Regions from separate parts of the Mus musculus genome. Here region 1 is linked to region 2. Evidence: chromatin loops called from intact Hi-C (ENCODE). Cell type or tissue: left cerebral cortex. All regions are shown on one strand. Each heading gives the region's core, and the rest is flanking DNA. Links, peaks and the distances in the headings are about the cores only. Region 1 holds the start of Pknox1 (Pbx/knotted 1 homeobox). Region 2 holds the start of Wdr4 (WD repeat domain 4).

The links. Peaks named below come from ENCODE experiments on the same cell type or tissue, not always from the same donor. Only the 100,000 strongest peaks of a DNase experiment are listed, where the experiment ranks them.
Region 1: a loop joins it to region 2, with 4 times the contacts of the local background. A loop is called at or near these places in 21 of 42 quality-filtered maps.

Annotation. Positions count from the first base shown.
Region 1 is chr17:31,559,066-31,571,356 of GRCm38, forward strand. Pknox1 (Pbx/knotted 1 homeobox) reads left to right here and starts at 5,708. Exons shown (of 11, transcript NM_016670.3): 1 at 5,708-5,823. In left cerebral cortex, for the core only: a CTCF peak has its summit at 6,922; DNase peaks (open chromatin) are centred at 4,889, 5,407, 5,726, 6,215 and 3 more places; H3K4me3 peaks cover 3,505 bases; H3K27ac peaks cover 2,464 bases.
Region 2 is chr17:31,504,214-31,516,504 of GRCm38, forward strand. Wdr4 (WD repeat domain 4) reads right to left here and starts at 8,274. Exons shown (of 11, transcript NM_021322.2): 1 at 7,954-8,274; 2 at 6,365-6,433; 3 at 5,556-5,699. The coding sequence starts at 8,171. In left cerebral cortex, for the core only: a CTCF peak has its summit at 6,902 (motif pointing right); a DNase peak (open chromatin) is centred at 8,122; H3K4me3 peaks cover 1,480 bases; H3K27ac peaks cover 960 bases.

The DNA.
Region 1 (12,291 bases), core at 2,765-10,764, 55 kb after region 2:
CCTCTTTGTTGGTGGTTGCGGGGAAATATAAAAAAATGAACGAGCGAGCACTTGTGTCAGCAACTCTCTGCTCCAGTGGCCTTGGCTGGCCATGCACTGGTGGGCAATGGCTGACCTGTTTTTATCTCACGGAGACTCTCCGACTCAAAGCTCCAAAATCTCTCCACCCAGCTCTCTTAAGTTCCCACTGGTGGGTCATTACCACATCAGCCCCATGCTGCAAAACCCCCATGGCCTTTGTGGTGCATATCAGGCAAACCCACGCTTTGCCGCCATACCTTTCTCTCTTGAACTCAGATGAGCCGCCTCGGGAAGGAAAAACGCAACACAGACTTAGTTCAGAAACAGTGCTAACTCAGTCTCTGGGCACAACAACTAAAACCTAATCCTGTAAACCTTATTAGAATCTGATTCCTCTGGTGGTGAATCTTTGAGGATCTGCCATGATACCAGGAAACTCTAGCAGCTACATTCTGCCCTTATGCTCTCCCTGGTCCAAAAGGCTCTAACTCTCTCCTGCTTCCTCTTGTCCCCTTTCCAACTCGGAAGTCCCTCCTACTCACCCAGTGATTGGCTCCTTTATTCATTAGGGGATTGGTTCATAAGTCACCTGAGTACTTGTGACTCCTTGTCCACATATAAACAGCACCAGGCCCATCCAGAACAGTTGGTTACCTTTATGTTACTCTGCTATAACACCATGGGCAAAGCAGATTCTAGAAGGAAGAGTTTAAGATGGGCAGTGGTGGCGCACGCCTTTAATCCCAGCATTTGGGGGGGCAGAGGCAGGTGGATTTCTGAGTTCGAGGCCAGCCTGGTCTACAAAGTGAGTTCCAGGACAGCCAAGGCTACACAGAGAAACCCTGTCTCGAAAAAACTAAAAAAAAAAAAAAAAAAACCCCAAAAACCAACCAAACAAAAAAACCCCAAAAAAGAACTTGTCATTATGACCAAAATACTTGAGCCCACTTCCCTGTCCAAGCCCCAAAACTTGCCTGAAGCCTAGTTCTTCTGTTCCACCCTAAGACTAAAATTCCTGCCTTACCTTACTTCTCTATTACAGCCTAAAGTCATATTCTTGCTGAAACTTACTTCCTTATTATGCCCTAATGTCAGATTCCTGCCTGAAGCCCATTTCCTTGCCCTTGGCCAATGTCAGACTCCTGCCAAGTGGTACCCCAGAAAGCTTTCCACAAAAAGAAAAGAGGAAGAGAGGTAAGGACAGGATAAAGCATTTGGGGACCAGAAAGCACCTGTTAGCAACCTTGAGAGAAGCTGTGGTGCTGAGAGCAGGACCCCCCCCCACCCCCAGGCCTTGTTGGGGAGGGCAGTCCTGACTGAATCTTAAGGCCCTTCTGACCTCCTCAGCTATGAAATCACTCGGTCAGTTATGGTATCCCTAGGAAACTTTGTATACCCGGCATGAAGAGACTTGGGATAAGGGAGACACTTTAGGGATGGAGGGACTGACTTTGATTCTTACCACCCATGCGAAATGTCCCAGAAGTCTTACACACTTATAATCCCAGAGCTGGGGAGGCAGAGACAAGGGGATGCCTCAATTGGCAGGTAGCTCTAGGTCCAGTGAGACTTTGACTCAAAAGATAAGGTGGAGACTGACTGAGGAGAACAGCCAATGTTAGCCCCTGATCTCCACACCTCTCGCACCCACACAGTCACACACATGCACATGCACACAAGCACAGATACTACACACAAAGAGAAAACTAAAACAGAAGAGGGAACAACTCTAATGGAATCTACACATTATAATCGACTGTCTGGTTGCTTTGGCTTTTGCCCTTGTTTTTCATTCTTCAGAGACAGAGCCTCATATAGGCCTGGCTGGCTGGCCTGGAACTTCCTATAGCAAGGATGTTCTTTTTTTTTTTTTTTTTTTTTGGAAGGATGTTCTTGACCTCTCACCTTCCTGTCCCCAACACCAAGTGCTAGGATTACAGATAGGCAACACCCAAGCTTAGCAGGTTGATTTTGATACGAGGGATAGAGGTAGATGTGTCTTGCTAAAATCACTCCGGCTGGCTCTGAACTCCCAATCCTCCAGACTCACAGACTCAGCCTCTTTTATTTTTTCAAGACAGGGTTTCTCTGTATAGTCCAGGCTGGCCTCGAACTCAGAAATCTGCCTGCCTCTGCCTCCTGAGTGCTGGGATTAAAGGTGTGCGCCACCACGTCCGGCCAGACTCAGCCTCTTGAGTAGCTGAGTACCCCACACATTCATCATCACCCTCCTTCCAGACCCCCAGATCCCTTAAGGATACCCAAGGTCCTCCTCTACCCGACATGGAATGGCCTGTGTCCATCTGATACTTACTGGGCTGATATGCACACTGAAGTCCTAGTGGTCAGGGGCTACCATGTCTTTCTTTTTCTGTGAGGTCCCCTGCAAACCAGAGCGGAAGCTCAGTCCTTCAAGTTGCCGCCTTTGTCACTCTACCCTTCTGTGGGTTTTGCATGGAACACACTACCACCTGTCTGGCCTCCATCCCAGTCAATTATCTTTCTTACTGTCCAGTGTGGCTGATCTACACACAGTGTGGGTGACTAACTGGTCCCTCCCTCCCTCTGTTATACCTGCGGACATGTGTCCACCACAAGCACCTATACTCAAGAGGACTAAAATCCTCTTTGCTGTCAATGACAGTTGGGATAAAATCAGGGTAAATAAAATCTGATAAAGTTTTAGGTTCCAAAGTGAGGTCATGTCCAGGTGCTTCCTAAAGAGTGGGAAAAGCAGGTTGCAAGTTCCAAGATCATTCCTTTTAAAAATGGGAACAGATTCTACTTTTTTCTTTTTTTGGTTTTTTTAGACAGGGTTTTTCTGTGTAGCCCTGGCTGTCCTGGCACTCACTTTGTAGACCAGGCTGGCCTCGAACTCAGAAATCTGCCTGCCTCTGCCTCTCAAATGCTGGGATTAAAATCGTGTGCCACCACTGCTCAGCGAGTTCTACTCTTGAATTTCTGCATACGGTTGCTGTGTGTGTGGCTTCTCACTCATGCTCTGAAACATGGCCCTTAGGAAAGTGGTGAAGGAGCTTTTAAAATTATTTATTGTCTTAAGGATTTGTTTATTGTATTTATATGAGTACACTGTAGCTGTCTTTCAGACACACACTAGACAAGTACATTGGATCCCATTACAGATGGCTGTGAGCCACCATGTGGTGGCTGGGATTTGAACTCAGGACCTTTGGGCGAGCAGTCAGTGCTCTAAAGTGCTGAGCCAGCTCTCCAGCCATCCAAAATAATTTATTTTTATTTATGTGTATGTGTACATGTGTTTCTGTGTGTATGGACCCACAGATGACAGAGAGTGATGTAGGATCCCTTGGAGCTGGTGTGACAGGTGGTTTGTTACCTGACATTGGTGGTGGAAACCAAATTCCGGTCCTCTGGAAGAATAATAATGCTTTTAACCCCAGAGACACTTCTCCCACCCCTAAAAGTGAAGCTTTAAAGGGCATTGTAAAGACACAGAATGGGGGGCTGGAGAAATGGCTCAGCAGTTAAGAGCACTGACTGTTCTTCCAGAGGTCCTGGTTCAATTCCCAGCAACCACATGGTGGCTCACAACCATCTGTAATGGGATCAGATGCCCTCTTCTGTTGTGTCTGAAGACAGCTACAGTGTACTTGTCTTATATATAAGACAAATAAATAATATCTTTAAAAAAAGACACAGAACGAATGGTAAATAGCGTTAAATGTATAATATTCTTTCCTTAGAAGCCATCTGGATCTCAGCCCTAGGAGGAGGAGGTCCTGTGTGGTCTCACACAGGAAGCAAAGGATTCCTGGGACCTATGGTATGGTGATCTAATGACCCAACCATTGTGGGTGTTGACAACCCTGGGCAGGTGATCCACAGTTGTATAGAAATTACGATGATCAAACCATGGAGAGGAGTAACAGCCCAGCTTCAGTTCCTGCCTTAACATCCCTTGGTGACAGGCCATGATGTGGAAATAAAAACCAAATAAGCCTTTCCCAGGTTGTTTTGGTCGGGGTTTTAACACAGCAATGGAAAGCAAAACAGGATACTCTCTTTGGTTAATCCCTGCAATTTTTTTTTTTTGTTTTGTTTTGTTTTTTGTTTTTTCGAGACAGGGTTTCTCTGTATAGCCCTGGCTGTCCTGGAGATCACTTTGTAGACCAGGCTGACCTCGAACTCAGAAATCTGCCTGCCTCTGCCTCCCGAGTGCTGGGATTAAAGGCGTGCGCCACCACGCCCGGCTAATCCCTGCAATGCTTAATAACTTTGTTCTTTGAGGCAAGGTCCCTATGTATTCCATATTGGCTAGGACCTCAAAAGGTAGATAAGAATGAATTTGACCTTCTGATCTTTGTGCTTCGACTACCCAAGTGCTGAGATAACAGGCATATGTCACCATATTAAACCTGGTAAGGTTTAATGTGTGTTGGGGATCCCACCTAGGGTTTTGTGTATGCTAGGTAAGCACTCTTATCAGCTGAGCCATATCTTCAGCTCCCAAACCCAGTTTTTCAAATTTTAATATTGTTGTTGCTATTGTATGTGGACAAATGTGTGTGCATACCACACATGTGTTGGTAGTTGGTTTTCTCCTTCCACGTGGGTTCTGTGGTGAACCGAACTGTAGCTACAAAGAGAGTGATGCCTTGGGGTGTCTGTGGAGCCTTGAGGACACAGGAGGGTGTCCTACCAAACACATGCTGCGGCTTCCTCAGGCCCCTTCCAGCCAACAGTCCTGGGGTACAAGGCTCCTCCTGAGGAGTGTGGGGTCATCAGAACCGCTTTAATCTGTGTACGGATGAGAAGCACCGATCACACACTCAGGCGGCCACTGCATAAAACTGTTGCCTAGACAAGCCAGGCAAATTGAGGGCCTCTTTCGCTCTGTCTTTTACTTCGATCAGTGAAGCCACGGGGCCCGGGGTACGCTGCTGCAGATGATCTGGTTAGGCAGAGCTTCAACTAGAGACAACACTGTCCAGTCCTCCTAAGGAAAGGTCTCTTTCTTTCTTTTTCTTTCTTTTTTTTTTTTTTTTTTTTTTTTTTTTTTTTGGCCTGGAGTCCTAACGGACCAGATGTCAGACCGCAGTCACTTCACGGTCAGTCAGGAGACTGCATCCATGGTTAGATCCCAGGGCAAACATCTCAAGCGCTCAGTCCTTCGGTCTTTAAAGATGAACGCCTACCTCCTCGCGCCTACCCCAGCTCCAGAACCTTGATTGCGAGGCGCCGCTCAGAACGAAGGGCTAGAGCCGGGAGGCCCAGAATCGCGAAGGTCCTCTGATGGTACAGCCCGTACTCCCCGCCTGAGCTGCAGATGGTTCCACCCAGTTCCACAAACCTTTATCCGAAGGGAGGGAGCAGACGAGTGCGCAGAGGAGGCGTGGTCTATAGCTCTCTGGGCCACGCCCCACGGCGTGGTCATGAAACATAAGCTCTGCCTCTGGGGCGGGGCAGGCTGCTACTGGCGCCCGGGCTGGGCCGCTGGGTGGGGCCTGGCTGAGTGCGCGCAGCGGGGCGGGACCGGCCTCTGCCCCGCCCCGCTTGGGCCCTCCCCCGCCCCCTGCCTCGCCCCCGCCCCACCCGCCCCGCCCCCCGCCCGCCGTCGCGCTGGGCGGGGGCGGGGCCCGGGGTCGGCAGGCCCCGCCCCCGCGGTGAATATTGATGCGGCGCGCATCGGCGTCGCCCTCCTCCCATTGAGCGAGGCTGTGTCGCGTGGCCCGGCGTCGGCGTGACGGTTGGACGCGGGCGCGGCACTGCGGGTCCCGATTGCTGCAGCCGCTTGTCAGTGTGATGAAGATTGGCACCCAGGTAAGCTGTCACTCAACCGCTCCGCCGCCGCCGCCGCCGCCGCTCTCGCTGCCGCCGTCCCTATCAATCACACCGGCCGAGGCCGCCGCTGCCGCCGCCTCCGCCGCTGCCTCTTCCGCCGCGGGCCAGGCGGGCGGTCGGGCGGGCGGTGCCCCGGGCCGCACTTGACCCGCGCCCGGGGCGGGGGCGGGGGCGGGGGGAGGGGTGCGCCGATGGGGGGAGGGGGCGCTGAGGCCGCGGCGCGGGGGCGCGCCCGGCTTGTTTTCCTGTGTGGGTTCAGGGGCGCGGAAATTTCTCGAAGGCGGCAGGGCCTCCGCGCTGGGCCCGCTCGAAGCGCGCGCCTAACCGTCGCTCACGGAGTGCAGCTCGCGGCTGCGGGGGCGCGCGGGCCGGCGGGGGCGCGCGGCGGCGGGCTGAGGGCCGAGGGCCGAGGCCCGGGGGCGGCGCGGCAGGAAGATGGCGGCGGGGTCGGCAGCCCAGAGGGGCGGCCGGAGCCGGTGTGGGGCTTCCCGGGGGAGTCCGCGGATGGTGACAGCGTGTCGCGCGTGTCCACGGCCCGTCGGGGAGAGCTTCTCGAGGAGCGCTTGGTCCGCTGTGCCTGCTCCGTGTGTATCTGAGAAGGGAAGCGGTGCGGCTAGGAGCACCGAGCCCGGCGACGTCGCGGCTCCAGGCTCCGGAGGCCGTAGCCTGCGCGGTCGGTCCCACCGCGCCAGCCGGGAGCGCGCGGGCCACGGGGGCCAAGATTGAGCACACATCAGGGATTCTGGATAGTTGAGACGTGGGTGTCGGCTCGACAGGGAAGCCTCTTCCAGAAGTGACTTGTTTTTGTTTTATTTTATTTTTTTTAAAGATGTGGGTGATTTCCACTAAAGGATGGAAGAACACGCCTCTAAGCAGGCCTCCTGTCATAGCACTAGAAAAATGAGCTTTCCCTAAACACTCCAGGGAAGGATTTGACTGAGGCGGGAACGCGTTGCTAGCACGCTTTTTGTTGCTCATTCGGTGTCCAGGTGAGGCAGGCAAGAGTCCCTAAACCCTCCCAGCCTGTGCGGGCCATCCCGTTGGCAATAGCGCGCTGAGTCTTAGATCCACCATTGTGTGAGGTACCGTTGAAGCTTAAGGTTCTTCCTGGAGAACTTTGGCCACCAGGGCACCAGGAGTTGATGCTCCTTAAGAGAGACCCCTGTGCTTTAGGATAGAACAAGGATGGCTGGGAAGATAGCTCGGTTCCCCCCCCCCCCCCCGCCCCCAACCAGCTCTGTGATTCAGGGGGCGGCAGTTTACATTTGGTAACGTTTCTGTGGCCTTGTATCCTAACTTTAGGAGGTCCTGATTGTGAATTGTGGAAACAAAGTCACTGTAGGAGTAGTAACATTCAGTTACAAGCTTCACTTTGGCCCTGCACAGTTAAAACCAGAACTGTTGAGAGGAAAAGAGATTTGCCAAAGTTCGAAGTGTGGATCCAGGAGCTGAAACTTTCCCAGGGTCAAAAAGAGTACCAGTCATGTTGGAATAGCTCTCAAAAATATCTGATCTAGCGAGGTGGTGGTGGCACGCTCCTAATTCCAGCACTCAGGAGGCAGAGGCAGGTGGACCTCTTTAGTCTGGGCTATAGAGTTCAATCAAGATAGTCATGGCTACATAGAGAACCCTGTCTTAAAAAAAGTATTGGGCCAAAGTGTCTCATCGGAGCCCCGGATTAGCTCCCTGTGCAGCCGGGCTGAGCAGAGCTTTCCAAGTCCTTTGGGAGTGTGGTGAGGTTTCTGTGACAACTTAAATGCTTTGTGGACATGCCTCACACTGGTTTTGCTCATCTGATCTGATTGCCTTCCTCGCTGAAGATGCTTCCTTTTTGTTTTTGTCAGTTTCTGTCCTTTTTAGAAACCCATGTACATTCAGCTGTCTTTGGTAGGAATATGGATGAATGGATGTTCAGGGCCCTCTTCATGACCTGGCAAATTTTTTGTTGGCAGAGGTGACAAGGAATTCAAGAAGTACAACAGTCAGGAGAGCTTGATGTCCTGATGTGGTGTGGTCTAACAGTGGTTGAGGGTAAGAGAAGTTAGCCACAGCCTTTGGTGGGTTAGGCTGTCTTACAGTTAGCTGTGCTGAAACACAGGGAGTTCTTGTCTAGAGTGAAAGTTTCCATCTTGTCTAGAGTGAAAGTATGTTGTATGTGGTAGGATTGGTAGGATGAACAAAGTGGACTGGACAGTCATTTGGTGCAAAGCAGACAAAGGCCTGGCCACAAAGGCTGCTTCGTGTTACATTACTGAGGGTATGCCAGGTACCTCAACTGCTACAGCCCCTGCTGTTGAGCTATTGTTTAGGAAGTTCCCCCCAGAAGGCAGGCAGTGTGGCCTGTGGTTGGGAATTGTGTCTCTGATGTTCTGTGGTTCTTGGAACAGCATCATGGGAAGCGGATGGCGTAGCTTCTTACTCCAAGGATTTTCAGGGAGGTGGCGGGGGGGGGGAACATTTACAGAATCTTGAAAACCATGAGGTAGGGGATGCAGTTCACTGACGGAACTCTTGCTTTACAAAGCCCTGTCATTCCAAATATCCCTGCTCCAGATGATTTTATCATCTTGGGCCTTTCTCTGGAGTGATAGAGCGTGGCCATCCTGATGGGTAAAGTCACAAGGCCCTTCTTCCCGTCTGAGGGTAAACTGGTTAGCATGGGTTGTCAGTGCTCTGTGTATATAACATAATTTCTGTTCAGGGCAATCCTGTCACCTGAAGGCCCACCTTCTGATAGAGGTAAGCCTTCTCTGGTGACTCTGTGTGTGTGCTCACTGGGATAAGACGACAGGTGTCCAGTGGGCTCCCTTTGTAGTCACCATGTTGTCTCTACCTCATGTTCTCTCAGTCCTCACTTTTGCCGCCTTCCCTTTTGTTAGCCATGGACATGAGACTTCTGTGCTCGTTCTTCCTACACATCACCATCCGCACGGACAGCTGGGAGCTGTCTTTTTAAACATCAAACGCCCCTTCATTTTCTTGCCAGCAACCACAGTTTACTTCCTGTATGTCTGAAGGGGTCAATTTTAGGTATCCCATATAAGTGGAATAATTACTTTTGTGTGATTGACTCATTTCATTTAGCTAAGTTGCATTCATATTTTACCTTGGGTCTGCATTTCCATATTTTTAAGCCTAATAAAGTTCCATCCTGTGTATGCCCTCCATTTTGTTCATCTACCATTGCTGGAATTTTGGTTCTGCCTGCCTTTTGGCTATCATGGGTAATGTGGTCATGAACATGAATGAGTGTGCGAGTATTTGGGCTCTGCTTTCCGGGCGTTTGACACAGTCTCAGGAGTAGATGTCCACACCATGTTGGTTAAAGAACCATTGTCCTGTTTTTCCACAATAGCACTGCTCTACTCAGGGTTTCCAGATTCTCCACATCCTGGGATTTGAGTGTTTGGTTGTTTTGTGGCAAGAGACCAGAGCTTTGTAAACAGACAAGCACTCTATCCCTGAGCTCCACTTACAGCATCAGTTTTCTGTGTGGTTGGTTTTTAAATTGTCCTTGTATGTGAGATAACAATTTACTGTATAAATTGCATTTTCTAGTGCTTAGTGATGGTGAACATCTTTTCATGGATTTGACATTTGTGTGTTTTCTTTGGAGAAATATCTTTTAAATTCTTTGCCCACTTCTGAATCTAGTTTATGTGCATATACTTTATGTATAAGTTGTTAAAAGTACTTCTGTATCTGGCAATATCATATAATTTTATGCATGTTAACATAAATGTTTCTTACTTTAAAATTTTAAAGTTGGGCCAGAGAGATGGCTCAGCAGGTAAAGAAAGTTGTTTGTCACCAAGCCTGACAACCTGAGTTCAGCCCCAGACCCCACATGGTGTAAGAAGAGAAGTGACTCCTTGCAGCTTCCCTTAACCCCACACTAGCTGTGGTGTTGTACACACATACAATAAAGAGATTAATTTAAAAAAATGTTAAGTGTCACAGTTTTTTTTTTTAATATCTTATGGTTATGCCTGATATATCGGGGCCTTTGAGCACTAACTTTTGACTTTGTGTTTTCCATCTGAAAACTGGCTTTCTTCTCATCCACTCAACATGTACTCCTGGGTTGACAGGGAATCTGGTATGGAAAGGCAGCACCTGCTGGAAGAAGGGCCTGCTGGGGCCTCTTCCTGCACTGCACTGTGGATGTCCCTTGCGGCATTGGCAGTGCCCAAGGGAGAACGTTTGTCCTAGGGAAAGTGTGCTTAGCGTGGGAGAGTTGAGGTCCCCATTCTCTTCTTTCTTCCTTTGCTTTCCTTGTGCTAGGGATTGAACCTGGGACTTTGTACATGTTAAACACATGACCACTGTCGTCTGTGTCTCCCAGGACAGTCACTGTTCTAGTAACAAGGACATTAGGCAAGTTTTTTTGTGGCAGTTTGAGTTGATGCCGGTGATAGTCACATAGTCTTAAAGCTTTGATAATGAATTTAATAGCTACGATGGACCATCTAACTCAGCCTCAAACCAAATTTTAAGCCCCATAAAATGTCTTTTGTTAGGGCCGAGATAACAGGTAAGTGCTTACTGCACAAGTGTGGGACCCCAAGCTCAGATCCCCAGGAACCCACATAGAGCCCGATGTGGGAGCACATCTGTAAATCCCAGCACTCCCGGAGAGATGGAAGGCAAAGAGACTGAGAATCCCTGGGCCAGCTGGCCTGGCAAATGCAGCAACAGACAAAGTGACCTGATCTGCATATGCGTGCTCTCACACGTCAGCACTCACCCCCTTAGACTAACACAGTGTCTCTGTTATTAGAGTTTTGCTACGTCTTTAGTTGGATTCTGTACATTTTTATTTTTATTTGCTGTGTAGCCCAGGCTTGCCTCAAACCATTCTTCCTCTTGAGCCTCCCATGCAACTGAGCTGTCTGAGTAGGGGGTTGTAAGTGTGCCACTGTGCCTGGCACAGGTTTTATTTTAATAAGGTTTAATATCTGATTCTATTTGGATATTAAGTTTTAAATGGCACATTCTCAAGCTTTGTTTGAAAACTAAAGTGATTTCTTGGCAGATATTTTCCTTCAGATGAGTTACTTATTGACTGGCCATTACTGTGCCTGGGGATGAGGACCAAGGCTGTTTGTGATTTATGAGCCCCTGTCACTTAAGACTACTACTTTTTTTATTTCATTTTTTAAAGATTTATTTATTTTAAATATGTGAATTCACTGTCGCATTCTTTAGACACACCAGAAGAAAGCATCCAGTCCCATTACAGATGGTTGTGAGCTTAGCTACCATGTGGTTGCTAGGAATTGAACTCAGGACCTATGGTAGAGCAGTCAGTGCTCTTAACTGCTGAGCCATCTCTCCAGCCCCTCTTGAGATTTCATACACAGCAAACTCCCTTGACTTTGTGCTGGGTGACTAAGTCCCTAAAACCGCTCCTGGAGAAGGTGTCCCTTTGAAGACAGATCTTTGCCAGCTTTCTTAGAATGTCCTGGTATTTCAGGTGTGTTATAAAGCACATATAGAGCCGGGCCGGGCGTGGTGGCGCACGCCTTTAATCCCAGCACTCGGGAGGCAGAGATGGGAGGATTTCTGAGTTTGAGGCCAGCCTGGTCTACAAAGTGAGCTCCAGGACAGCCAGGGCTATACAGAGAAACCCTGTCTCGGAAAAAAAAAAAGCACATATAATTTGGACAAGGACCATCGGTTCATAAGGAGGATTAGTAATGGAAGAAGAATGTCGAGACAGTCCAGCATTCTCCAGTGCTATCTTTAGCTGCCTTCTGCTGTCATGTCTCTCTCTTAGTGCTGATTGTGCTTTCTGCAGACACTAGAACTGAGCTTGCCTAGAATATCCAGCTTCTCCAGCTTGGAGTGTAGGCTGACTTTGATGGCAGGTAGCACTGGGGAGCTGGAAAGGACCACAGGATGCTAATGCCTAGCCAATGACTTGAAAAAATACTTTAGGTGGGTGAAAAGTTGAGTATTCCAGAACTGCTAGGCCTACACAGAGAAACCCAGTGGAGACAGACAGATTAGATTCTCTTTGGTTTAGCCATGGCCTGTATTTATGTGGCCCTAGAGCTAGGGATCATTTTGTGACTGTGTGTGTTTGTCCATTCAGGTGGAGCCTATATTTGTATGGCCCTAAGGGGTAGGCAGAGAGACAGACAAACTTTGAAAACTATGTTTGTTTGTACATTTTAGTGGATATTTTTGTGAATATTTAAAAATATGTGTATGAGTGTTTTTGACTACATGTATGTATGTATATATACCATATATGTGCCTGGGGCCCATAGAGGTCAGAAGATAGCACTAGATCCCCTGGAAGTGGAGTTATACATGATTGTGAAGTGCCATGTAGCCTCTGAGACACAGATGTCTGTCTTCTTGAGCATCATGTATTTCCATGTTACCCAGGCTCACCTTGAACTAGACACAAGAGATCAATCATCCTGAAGTAGCTTCTTG
Region 2 (12,291 bases), core at 2,885-10,884:
AGACAGCAATGGTTACAGAGAAATTCTGTCTTGAAAAAACTAAAACATAAAAACAAAGACAGGCGGGCACACACCAGAAATCCCAGCACCCCAGAGGCTAAGGAAGAATGAGAGTTCCAGGCCTGTGTCACGAGCATTTGCTATTAACGCCCATCCCTACCCCAGAACCTTTAGCTGCTCATCTGAAGTAGACAATTGCTAGCTGTGCTACAAGCATATATGCTCTCTGGACCCCCGCCCTGGAGTCCCCCCACCCGGCAGGACCACATGGCTCGACCCACCGCCACCCCTACCCACACCTCACCCCACCACATCTGTGACTCTGCCGCTAGGTCTGAGCCTAGACTCAGGACGGCCACGGGTACTACCAGGCTAGCATACCCTTACAGTGGCTGTCGGTAACTTTATACCCAGAGCAATGAGAGCTACAGGCAACAGAGCAGCCGCGAGTCAGCCAGAATCCCCAGGACAAGAGACAGGCACAGTGTTGGAGACCACTTAAATCTGTCATAACCTATCCACAACACTCCTTGGCCCAGGCCCCATGGTAACTCTGCATCCATCGTTCTAACCATGCTCTGCAGTGCACACACCCTCACCACAGAAACCCTGTCCTTTCCGTTGTAGCTCAGCACGGGCCATAGCTTTAGGGCAGTGGGGCTGGGCAGCACTTCATGGGTCCTCATGGGATTGCTGAGGAGCGGATGCTGGTGCAGGACAGGACCCACAGCCCCACAGCAGTGGGCTGGCTCTATGCAGGCCTGAGACAGAACTTGACGCTTGAGGGTAGTGTTCAACAAGAGACAGAAAGCAAAGGGAAGGAGCTGGCTGCAGCACTACTCTCCTCTCTGTCTGTCTGTCTGTCTACGCAGCTGCAGAGTAGGCGCTCCTGAGGGAACAGGAGAAACACAATTGGGCTCTGGCTGGGGCCAATGAACCAAAACAAATGGCCTGAGCCGCCTAGCAACCACGCCTGTGTAAATGGGTTCAATGAGCAACTGTGCCAAACTCAAGCACAAACTCTAACTGGGGTCAAGACAAACCACCAACGGTGACACCTGAGGACTGCCCCTGCCCCAGAACTTGCTTCCTGTCTGAGTCTTCCCATGCCATACCCTGCTACTCAGCTCCAGGCAGAAATATCCTGATACCCCACCACCCTCTCAGACTAAGCCATAGAGGCAGCTCCAGGAAGGTATCCGCTGTGGGTAAATCCTGGGGCTAGAGCCCAAGTCAGACCATCAGACGGGAAGCATGCAGGGAGGTCACTCCAGGAGCTGAGGTAGGCAGGTGCCCCTCTGAACCCCATACTACGCGACGGGAGGTATTAGACATATCCCTAATCTTCTGGTCTCAGGGTTTACAGCCAAGAGCCCCACAGAACAGTGGGCTCCCCTCTGGTGGGCTCCAGTGGAGGGAGAAAAGGGTAGTCTCTGTCAACATGTTGCACTGCTGAGCCCTGAAGCTCCCATTTACGTATGGTGCTGCCCCACGCCAGCCTTCTGAGCCACAGAGGTCCTGCCAGGCATCAAGGGTCTCAAAACACCTGCCACAGCTGTCTGTCCATAGCTCTGCCAACCCGGTGCAGAGCAAACAGCCTCTTCCTGTGTGCTGTTACTTTCTGTAGAACACTTTCTAGAATGGTCCAACTGCACACACAGGATTCTTGTTCATAAACACACCCACCAAAACTAAAGGCTTCATCTGTCCCTTGAAACCTTCATCTTTAGCCGACAACCCTGGTTTCTGGCCCAAAAGGCAAATAAGGGGTTCCTGGCCCATCAAGTGGTAGTCTCTATGGCCCTACCACTTTGAACTGATACACTATTACCCACAATTCTCCCATGTAAGACTGAGGGGAGAAGCCAGGTGTGGTGGCCCATGCCTTTAAACCTGGCCCTCTCTTACTGAGGTCCAGCCTGATCTACAGAGGGAGTTCCAGGACAGTCAGGGTTACAGAGAAACCCTGTTTGGAAAAAACAAGGAAGGGAAGAGAGGGGAGGGGGATAAGGGGGAAAAGGATGGAAGGTGGGAGGGAGGGGGGAAGAAGGCAGAGAGGGGAGAAAGAGAGGAGAGAGAACAGAAAGAAGGAAAGTAGAGAGAGACTGAAGACAGCAGCTGGATAGCACCCAGGCCTCAGCCAGGGAGGCCCAGAGCAGCCTGGGGTCCCAAATGCTATGCAGGACAAACTCAAATGCATGCAACTGCTGGAGCCAGGCTGCATGACAGGGGTGTAAAGGTCTCCCTCCAAGGGAGCAGGTTCAGAGTCCAAGGAGATCCGTGCCCAGGACGCACAGTGGCTCCAGAGGATAGAATACAGCAGCCTCCGGTATGAGGGGACTGAGCAGCCCCACTCCACATGCCTGCTGCCATCTGTCCGGATCAGACCTGCCTGCTCTCTTCCCTTCCTCACGCTCACCCCACACTCGCCCTGCCGTCAGATTTCCCAGCAGACAGAGGGAAGGGCTTTCTGTACTTGCCCTACTAACTTCATGAACCCAAAATGCCAAAGGAGGAGTTTTCTCAATTTCTATTTTTCCAAAGAACTCTTACTTTTGAAACTCCTCTTATTGAAAACAAAAACAAAAAAACCAAAAACCCCTAAAGATATAAATGAAGTTCACAAAATGCAAACAACTGTCCAGTGTGCAGAAAGCCACACTGCCTCCCTGGCAGTTGAGACTGAAGATTTGAGAACGATGCAAGATGAGAAAGCACACTTAGAAACCTGTGCAGGAGCTGGAGAAATGGCTCAGCTGTAAAGAGCTTGCGGCTCCTGCAGAGGCCCCAAGTGGTAGGTCACAAGCACTGAACCCCAGCTACAGGGGTTCCAACATCCTCTTTTGGCCTCTTCAGGCCCCGTGCATGTACTCATGTAGACACAAACACCAGGCCCCATGCACATACTCAGTGTAGACACAGTAGACACAGACAAGCACATCATGGGCCTGCCCAGTGGCACTCTACAGCCACAGCAGACCCAAGATGCAACCTCTCCACACCTGCATGCAGCCTGCACTGCTGCTGCTGCCTCCCAAGCAACAGCAACTACATCCCAGTCTCCCACACACCTACATCCTAGCTGTCAAGACCCCTAGCTGCGCTGCTGGCCGGCTATGATCTAAAAACAGGTCAGAGGACTGTCTGAGCTCACACCCAAGGGCAGCCCACAGCACAACCACCATGTAAACTTATGTGAGCCACATACTGAGGGCTAAGGGTGCAGACGAGCAGGGAACATGCTCTGAGCACGAGGCTGTGTCCCCAGCACCTGACTAACAACTCACAGATCATCCACCCCATTCCAGACTGGCACATTAGAGCCTGTGCTGTCATGGTGACCAGGTGATTCTCGTGCCTACTTCTGCAGTCAGTCTTTAACCTAGAAGGATCCCCATCACATTCTCTTCAAAACCTTCTGTGCATATGTGTGGGTTCCCTTGCATGGATACATGCATGTGCGTGCTACAGCACATGCGTGAAGGACAGAGGAACTTCTCAGGCAGTATTCGTGCTTTCATTTTGTTTGAACAGCATCTCCCATTCTTTGCCTCTGCATACACAAGGTTAGCTTGTCTGCAGCTTACAGAGTTCTCTTGTCTCTAGCTCCACCTTTGCTGGAGTGCTGTGATGACAGATGCATACCTCCTATGTCCAGCCTTAAGTGTGTTCCAGGACAAAGCTTGCTGCCAAGCCAGAGGACCCAAGTTTTATCCCTGGGACTCGAATGGCAGAAGGAGAAGTAACCCAAGCACACATATAGGTATATATATGTAGGTACATGTGTGTACACACACACACACCAGTGCACAAAAAATAAGTAAATGCAAAAAATAAAGCCAACGATGTCTTGCTGGTGAATTGTCTGTCTGTGGGAGGGCCTGAGGAAGCCTGGTGCATCCGTGTTCTTATGTTAACTTACTGTGCTGTTTCTAAACAGTACACATTTAATACCATCTAAGACGCAAAAATATACACACTGACAGGCAATGGTTCGGGCCTTTCTCTAAGCTGGCTGACAGAGGGCAGATGGATATATGTGCTCTTGAGGACACCACCGAGTAGCCAGAGTGTTTTTTAAACTCATCTCTTAGAAAATAGGATGAACTATAAAAACCCAAAAAGCTCAGCTGACGTTCCTGAACATCAGTAGTTCAAATGTCACGCCCACGGCTACCCTGACTGGATGAGTATGTAATGTCCCACAGGCTTATGTCCTTGAACACTTCATGCACAGCAATGGTGTGGTTCTGAAGGCTACAGGACCTTTAAGAGATCTAACCTAGACGAGCTTGGTGGCGCACGCCTTTAATCCCAGCACTTGGGAGGCAGAGGCAGGTGGATTTCTGAGTTCAAGGCCAGCCTGGTCTACAGAGTGAGTTCCAGGACGGCCAGGGCTACACAGAGAAACCCTGTCTCAAAAATAAAAAAAAAAAAAAAGAGAGAGAGAGAGAGAGAGAGAGAGAGAGAGAAGGCCTAGCTGGTAGACCCTGTCCAGCCCTGCTTTCTGACCCTAACAGACCTGCAGATGATCCATCAGCACTGTAAGCTCTGCCCACCACACCTTTCCTTCCCAATTGACGCATCCTGACCATGCCTGCCCCAAAAGCACATCCTCTGAGCGACCAGCCAGAATAAACCCTCCTTCCCTTGAGTTGCTTCTGTCAGGGATTTTGAAAGGGCAACAGAAAAACTGATGAATAAACTCAAGCTCAGTTAAATCAGCAGTAGGGGTGGGGACAGGGGTAAGTGAGGCCCTGGCTGACTCTGCTCAGTGTGCCACAGAATAAAGAGATTCAGGAGACCCAGAGCATCTGTATTAGGTTGTTGGTAATCTGCCCAGCACTAAGCACCACAGGTGAACGCACCTCCATTCACAGGGACAGGACGGCACCGAGAAAAGGCAGAGACACAGACTCCTACTCCTTACCATCATCACCACCTACATTTTCCTCCCCCGTAACCATGGGCCCATCTCCCTCCATGCACATTGCCTTCAGAAACTGTATAAGTGATGCAGAATGCTTATGGAACTCCTGGAGGAGAGGACCAGAATAGCCAGCTGTGCTCCTGCCCAGTTGCTGTTACGCAACACCTAGCCTGTCCTTTATCTTCTCCTCAGACACACAAGGATGAACCTCATCACCTAGCTTACACACGTACAACACCCACTTCCACTTACCCAGTCTTGGACATGACACTTGGAGCATGAGCTAACTAACAGTCCCACTCCTGCTGGGCATGAGGCTGCAGCCCCGTGGAAAACAGGAAGGCACAGTGGCACAGTGTCACTGAGTGCTGGCACTGCAGCCTCTGCACAGGCTGTCCTAGCTAAACAGCCCAAAACTGGCTGCTTAACCCTCACACCACCCAACGGGTGCGAGAACGGGCCCATGCCACCCCCCACCCCCACCCCCACATGCTGTTAGTTTTCAGTCAGTCTCACACGTAGCTGATACTTCATGTTAGCTGCTTATTACAACGGTTACTGTCACTATGGCTACTGACATGCAAGTACAAGGACATCTTAATGACTCAATGTTAGCATTTCATACCTGACACTCAGACATTGCCATGGTTTTGTACGGAAAAGAATCAGACGCTTACTGTCATCTGTTAAAGCAAAATAGCGGCCAGACTTGGAGAAGGTGGACGCCAGAATCGAGTCACTCCCTGTGTCTGCGGGCTGTCCGTCCTCCCTGAAAGGGCAGGGAGAGAAAAGGAAACAATTAGGCCTCGCCTGAGTTGCCGGGCTTGTCCATCCTAACACAGGTGAAGTGGAAGATGTTGGTCAGTCAGTTCATGCAGCCAGAGTGTGATGGCAGACTCAGGGGACCCAGGGATGTTCAGAGAACAGCTCTAATTTCCCAAGCATGAAACCTAACTCAACAGGCTAACATCCAGCAGAGGCTGGAAGGACTCGCAGACATCACATGGTCTAGCCCTCACAGACATGGACTAACCCAAGGCTAGAGGCAGGGACCGATAAAATTAGTAACAAACGGAGTCCCAAGACCAAGCCACCACACAAAACAGTCACAGGCTGCTCTGTACCTTTCAATTAGTTAATTCCCCACACCTGCCCTCAATACACTTCATTTGAAATGGTCACTGTTACTTTAAAGGGCCAGCAACAAAAATGAATACTAAAGAAATTAAAATTAAAACAAGACAAAAAAAATCTAAAAGTATTTGAGAAGGTCCTACATATTCTGAATGCCTCCATTTAAAGTTCCTTCCATGTTCCTCTCTGAAATGGAACCAAGCCTAGCCTCACAGCTAGGTAACCAGACCTAGAACTTCAGCGAGTGTGCTATTCCCCGGGCTCACTGCTCAAACCACAAGTGCTTCCCTGCCATCTCACCCTTTATCTTCTGGCGTGGCCTTCTTCTCTGCAGTACTGCAGTCGTATGTGAAGACACAGTCATCATCACTAAAGGGAAGAGACAGGAGTGAACATCTTTCTCTTGGAACAAAAACATTCCATCGTCATTACATTATGGGTCTTAGCCATGACAGAGAAGAGCCAAGAACTGCCATTGCTTAACCTCCTAGTAGTATACATCAATCAGTGTGCCATGGTACTCTTAATCAATATAGTATTCTTCCAGCCGCCAACCTGTTGATTCTAAGGAAATTATATTCTGATACTGTTTTTTTTTTGTTATGGTGGTAGTTTCTCTGTATAGCACAGGCTGTCCTGGAACTTGCTCTGTAGACCAGACTAGCCTTGAACTTGGATATCCACCTGCCTCTGCCTGAGTGCCAGGATCAAAGGTGTCCAGTACCGCTGCCCCTACCACCTCCACCTCCATCCCCCATTACCCCACCAGTTCTGATTTTTTAATTAATTTATTATATATGTGTGCATGTGCGTGTGTGTGTTCTGCCTGCATGTATGCTTGCATACCAGAAGAGGGCACCAGATCTCATTATCCATGGTTATAAATCGCCATGTAGCTGCTGGGAATTGAACTCGGGACCTCTGGAAGAACAGCCAGTTCTTCAAGCCCTCTGGTATTATTTTTCAACTCGGCTTTCCTCCCAAATTTATAACTGCTGAGGCTGTCTTTACAGAATTCAGAAACAAGTCTCACCTGCCCCCGTGAGCTCCAGGCTCTTACTCATGTGGGAATCAAACACTTTCCAAATCAGAACTTAAGCTCCCTTCTTTTGCTCTGACCCTGTACCCTGACAACCTATAAAGTGGCAGGCACCAAAGACTTCTCCAGTTAAACACTCAACTGCAGAAAGAAGAGTCATTTTCCAAGTCTGAAACTTTGTTGGCCAATGGCATTCCCCAAAAGGCACAAATTGAGGAACGTTCCTAATCTTCACATGTACCAAAACTAAACGGGAAGGGGAAAAAAAGAAGCCGATACGGACTGCCACTGATCCTCTAGGCTCGTGGTAATCAACTACTTGCTCAAAGAATCCTTTGACCGAGCACAACGTATACATAAAGACAGAAATAACATAAAGCAAAACTTTATGTCGTGTGAAGGGTCTTTAGGGAGATGCTCACTTCAGGTTCTGCGTGCGTCCTGCCTTTGGGAGGAGTCGGGTTAAGAACCCAAAATCCCTTAAGAGCAACTAGAGCCCGGTTGCAAGACGCAGACCAAAGATAGAGCATGTTTTGTGCTCAGTGAGAAAACCTTTAGGGTTCCCTAATATATGACCCTCATCAGGGAGGTGCCAAGCGGGCCAAAATTGAACACCAGGACCCCCTAGAAGCCTGGGCAATGCGACACCCACGTGACTTAGCCCTCCCAGCGCAGCGCAGGCGCCTCAGAGTCCGGAAGTACCCCTACTCTGAACAGAGAGAGCGCCCGGGACCCGCCGGGCAGGTTACGGGGCGTTGCGCCGTGGTGAAGAGGCGCCGAGGACAGGGAATCCGGGAGGACACAGAACACTGCCGCGCCGGCCCCGCTGCCCTCAGCCCGGGCCTCTTACCTGCCCGTAGTGGAGAAGGCTAGGAACCGGCTGCCTCCTCGCACCACCAGCGTCTGGGCGCACAGTGCCAGCCCCGCAGAGCTCGCCATGGGCCCGCCCGCCGCCTCCGGACACGTGCGACGCGCTGCGCCCTTCCTGTTGGCGCTTGTCAGTGATGTCACTCGGCGCCGCGCGAACGGCGTGCCGTCCAGGAGCATGCGCGCAGGGCGTAGTCTCATTTGATTTCGGTGCCCGGAGGTGCTGATGCTGTAGATCCCTCCACCTGCCTTTGGTGATTGACTTTTCTGCCTGTCAGGTTAGGTGGCTTCTCTTGGACGGGGTCTGGTACTCATTGTGTGCCGGTTTAAAAAAAATAACAACAAAAAACTGCTGTGTGGCATCAGAATTGGATGGCCAGGCCCAATATGTAGCCATGAATGCGTACGAGTCACTGGAAATGTGCTCATTTAAGACAAACACCTCTTGGACCCCCAGCTGTCAAACGAGTCTAACGGTGTGCCTGCCCAGATCACCAAAAGACTCGTTCCATCCATCCCAGTGACTCACGACGTCCAGAATATTGTGGTCTCTTATAGGTTGGATGTGAACCTCCAAGGCAGCTCCTAAAAAGATGGTTTATTTGCCCCACCCACCCAACACACCCTAGTGAAAGTAAACTCTTTGATCTGATCAGTGTCCTGTTTCAAAGTCACACTTACTATGCTGTGTACAACTGCTATCTTAAGGTTGTGCAGTTCTCTGAGTGAGTCTAACTTATAAAGCAGCAATTGGCTCCATTTTTACCTGAAACTGAGTCAGAACGACTCTTCATTTTACTTGTACAAGCTGGGAGGTGGTAGCACTCGTCTTTAATCCCAGCACTTGGGAGGCAGAAGCAGGCAGATCTCTTGAGTTTGTGGCCAGCCTGGTCTAACAAGTTCCAGGATAGCCAGGGCTAGACAAAGAAACCCTGTCTATAAACAAACAAACAAACAGTAAAAAAAATCTCTCGTGCAAATGAAATCACCACCTACAGATGCAATTAAGTTAAATCATGGGTGAAACAAAATCGTATCAGAGAAGTCAGGTCTTGAGCTTATCCAACGCCATAGCAATGAGAAATGGAACCCCTTCGCAGGACTATAAAGCAATAACCTAATACTAAGGCACCACTGAGCTCCTCTGTCACCATGCCCTCTTATACAGTGCTGACACTGAGGACAGGCAGGCCCATGCCCAGGTATGCAATAGCTCACGCGAGACAAACGCTAATGTGATGATGGCATCAGGCTGTCACACGGCTGAAGCCCACTGGGCAGACTTCTTAGTACTCATAAGCAGGTTACACCTTAACTGGGCCTGAGATCTGCCCTCTTAGGTGCCTCTCCTTTTCCAGAACCCTCTAGATTACTTTGAAGAATGCGCCCTTTGAATGGATTTTCACCCCTTACTTCCTGTCCTTAGGAAATCCAGAACCCAGAAGCCTTTCTTCGTGTTAAACTACCCACAACTACCCCGGTTTGCCTTGCATCAGTTGGTGGTGCTTTAACTACCCCCTCCCCACAAAAAATAAAATAAAATAAAAGATGGGCTCTCATTTAAATATAACTGAGAAGTCCCTGGCAGCTGATAGCTCCTGGGAGAGGGAAAGTCAGCTTTCTTCAAGGATACAACTTCTGAGAAGCCACGTGACCCATGATCTTGCATATGCTGGCAGCCCTAAATGGATTCAGTGAGTTACACACACACACACACACACACACACACGCATACATAAACGTGCACATACATAAGTGCACCATCGGGAAGGAGTAGTGGTGGCAAGGACAGGGAAGTAATGAAGGGTGAACTTTATCAAAAATAAATATGTATGTGTGGCATTCTCAATAAAAAATATTAAAAATAAAAGAGCAAGGCTGGGTGGCTCCAAGTTTAAGGCCAGCCTGGTTTACATATCAAATTCCAGGCTAATCAAGGCTACATAGTGAGACCCTGTCTCAAGAAGAAAGGAGGAGGAAGAGGAAGAGGAGGGAGGGAGGAAGAAGGAAGAAAGAAGAAGGAAGAAGAGGAGGAAGAGAAGAAAGAAGAAGAAAGAAAGAGAGAAAGGCTCCAGAGAGATGGCTCAGCAGTCCAGAGTGTGTGCTGCTCTTCCAGAACGCCTGAACCCACATCAGGAAGCTCACAGTTTCCCAGATTCCTCTAATTCCTCTTACGGAGCATCTGATGCCCTCTTCTGGCCTCCATGACCATGAATTCACATGCACAAATTCACACACACACACACACACACACACACACACACACAATTTAAAAAATAAAAATAAACAAATTTTTAAAATATATAAAAACAAGCCCGGCTGTGGTGACACACACCTTTAATCCCAGCATCTGGAGGAAGAGGCAGGCAGATCTCAGTTCCAGGACAGCCATTGCTTCTTGTCTGAAAAACCTTATCTCTGAAGAAAAAAACAAACAAGCCAATCCTAAACCATAACACTAAGAGTCCTTGTAGCTGTGGCTTCCTCCCTGGATCCTGTATGTGCTGCTGCCAAATCATCAAACTCCTGAGACAAAGCCCTCCAAAGTAATCCCTCTGGCATTAGGTTCAGTTTTAGAATTGACACTTTGCCTGTGTCCCCACCCCCTTTCTCTCTTTTTCCTCCTACCCCTCCTCTCTCCCTCCTCCCTCACCACTAACTCAGGTTCCTTTCCCCCAGTTTTACATAATTGTTACAATTCAATTGTCCAATTCCCCCGGGCCTCTGCTGGGATACTGATTAGGAAATAATTGAATTTATTAGACTGTTTTGAATAAAATTAGCATGTTTACACTGTGCAGAAAGCCACCTTGGCCCTACCTCTAATAGCTTTACCCTTAGCTCTGTGTTATCTTACATTATTCTTTAAAACAACCTATTTAAATATATACTTACTACAATATATGGGGTTTTGCTAATATCATGAGATCTTTTAAAATTATGTTTTGTAATTGTGCCTGCCATCTATAGAGATACAGTTTCTGTTTTTTGTAAATTGCTCTTGCACCCAGCACTTCTTGCAAATTCTATCATGAATTCTCATCTTATTTCTCATTGCCTCATGGGACTTGGTAGCAGATGCTGCCAGCTATCCCTAGCATGTAGCCATCAGCCCTTGTAGAGGGAGGGGCCGCTGCAGGCTGCTCCTGGGGCTTCAGGTCAGCTGTGTGCCACCTGGGTTTAGCCAGAATGCCCAGACAGAGAGTAGAATCCCCTGACAATGTGTTCTCCCCAACAGCTCCTGCGCTGTGGCCAAGCCCATGGTGGTCCCTGTTTCCCACACTGTCTCTATGGTACCATGGAGCCTCCACCACAAAGGAGATGGTAGCTTCCTGCTGTGGTGAATCTCTTCAGCATTTCTATCATGGTGTGCTCTGTTTTGTTTTTTGTTTTGTCTTTTTTTTTTCTTTCCCCAAGACAGGGTTTCTCTATAGAGCCCTGGCTGTCCTGGAACTCACTCTGTAGACCAGGCTGGCCTCAAACCAGAAATCCACCTGAGTCTGCCTCCTAAGTGCTGGGATTAAAGGCGTGCACCACCACCGCCCGGCGGTGTGCTCTGTTTCAATGTCTCTACTAAAATGCACATTAAAATTCAGTCTTGCAGAGAGATGGCTCAGTGGTTAAGAGCACTGATTGCTCTTTCAAAAATCCTGAGTTCAAATCCCAGCAACCACATGGTGGCTCACAACCATCAGTAATGAGATCTGATGGCCTCTTCTGGGGTGTCTGAAAACAGCTACAGTATACTTAAATAAATAAATCTTTGAGCCAGAGCAAGTGGGGCCTGAGTGAGTGGGGCCGGAAAGAGAAGAAAAGGTGCCTGAAGAGTGGCTCACAGTGTACCTAGGTATAATAAAATAAATAAATAAATAAATCTTTTTTTAAAAAAAAATTCAGTCTTGAAGGCTAGAAAGATAGCCCAGGGGTTAAGAGCATTAGCGGCTCTTTCAGAGAAATCAGGGGACAATTCCCAGGATCCAGATGGCAGCTCACAACTGTCTAAGACTCCAGTTCCAGGAGATCTGTCACCCTCTTTTGAGCTTGGCAGGTACTGCGTACACATGGTGTGCAGTCAGACATTTGGGCAACACACCCATACACAGAAAATAAAACTAACTAAATCATAAACGGGTGTGGTGGCACACACATTCAATCTTAGCACAAAGGGCAGAGGCAGGCAGATCTCTGTGAGTTCAAAGGACAGTCAGAGTTGCATGGTGAGACTGCCTTAAAAATAAGTCAGGCAGTTGTACACCTCTACTCCCAAAACTCAGGAGGTAGAGGCAGGTGGATGGATGTCTGTGAGTTCGAGGCTAGCCTG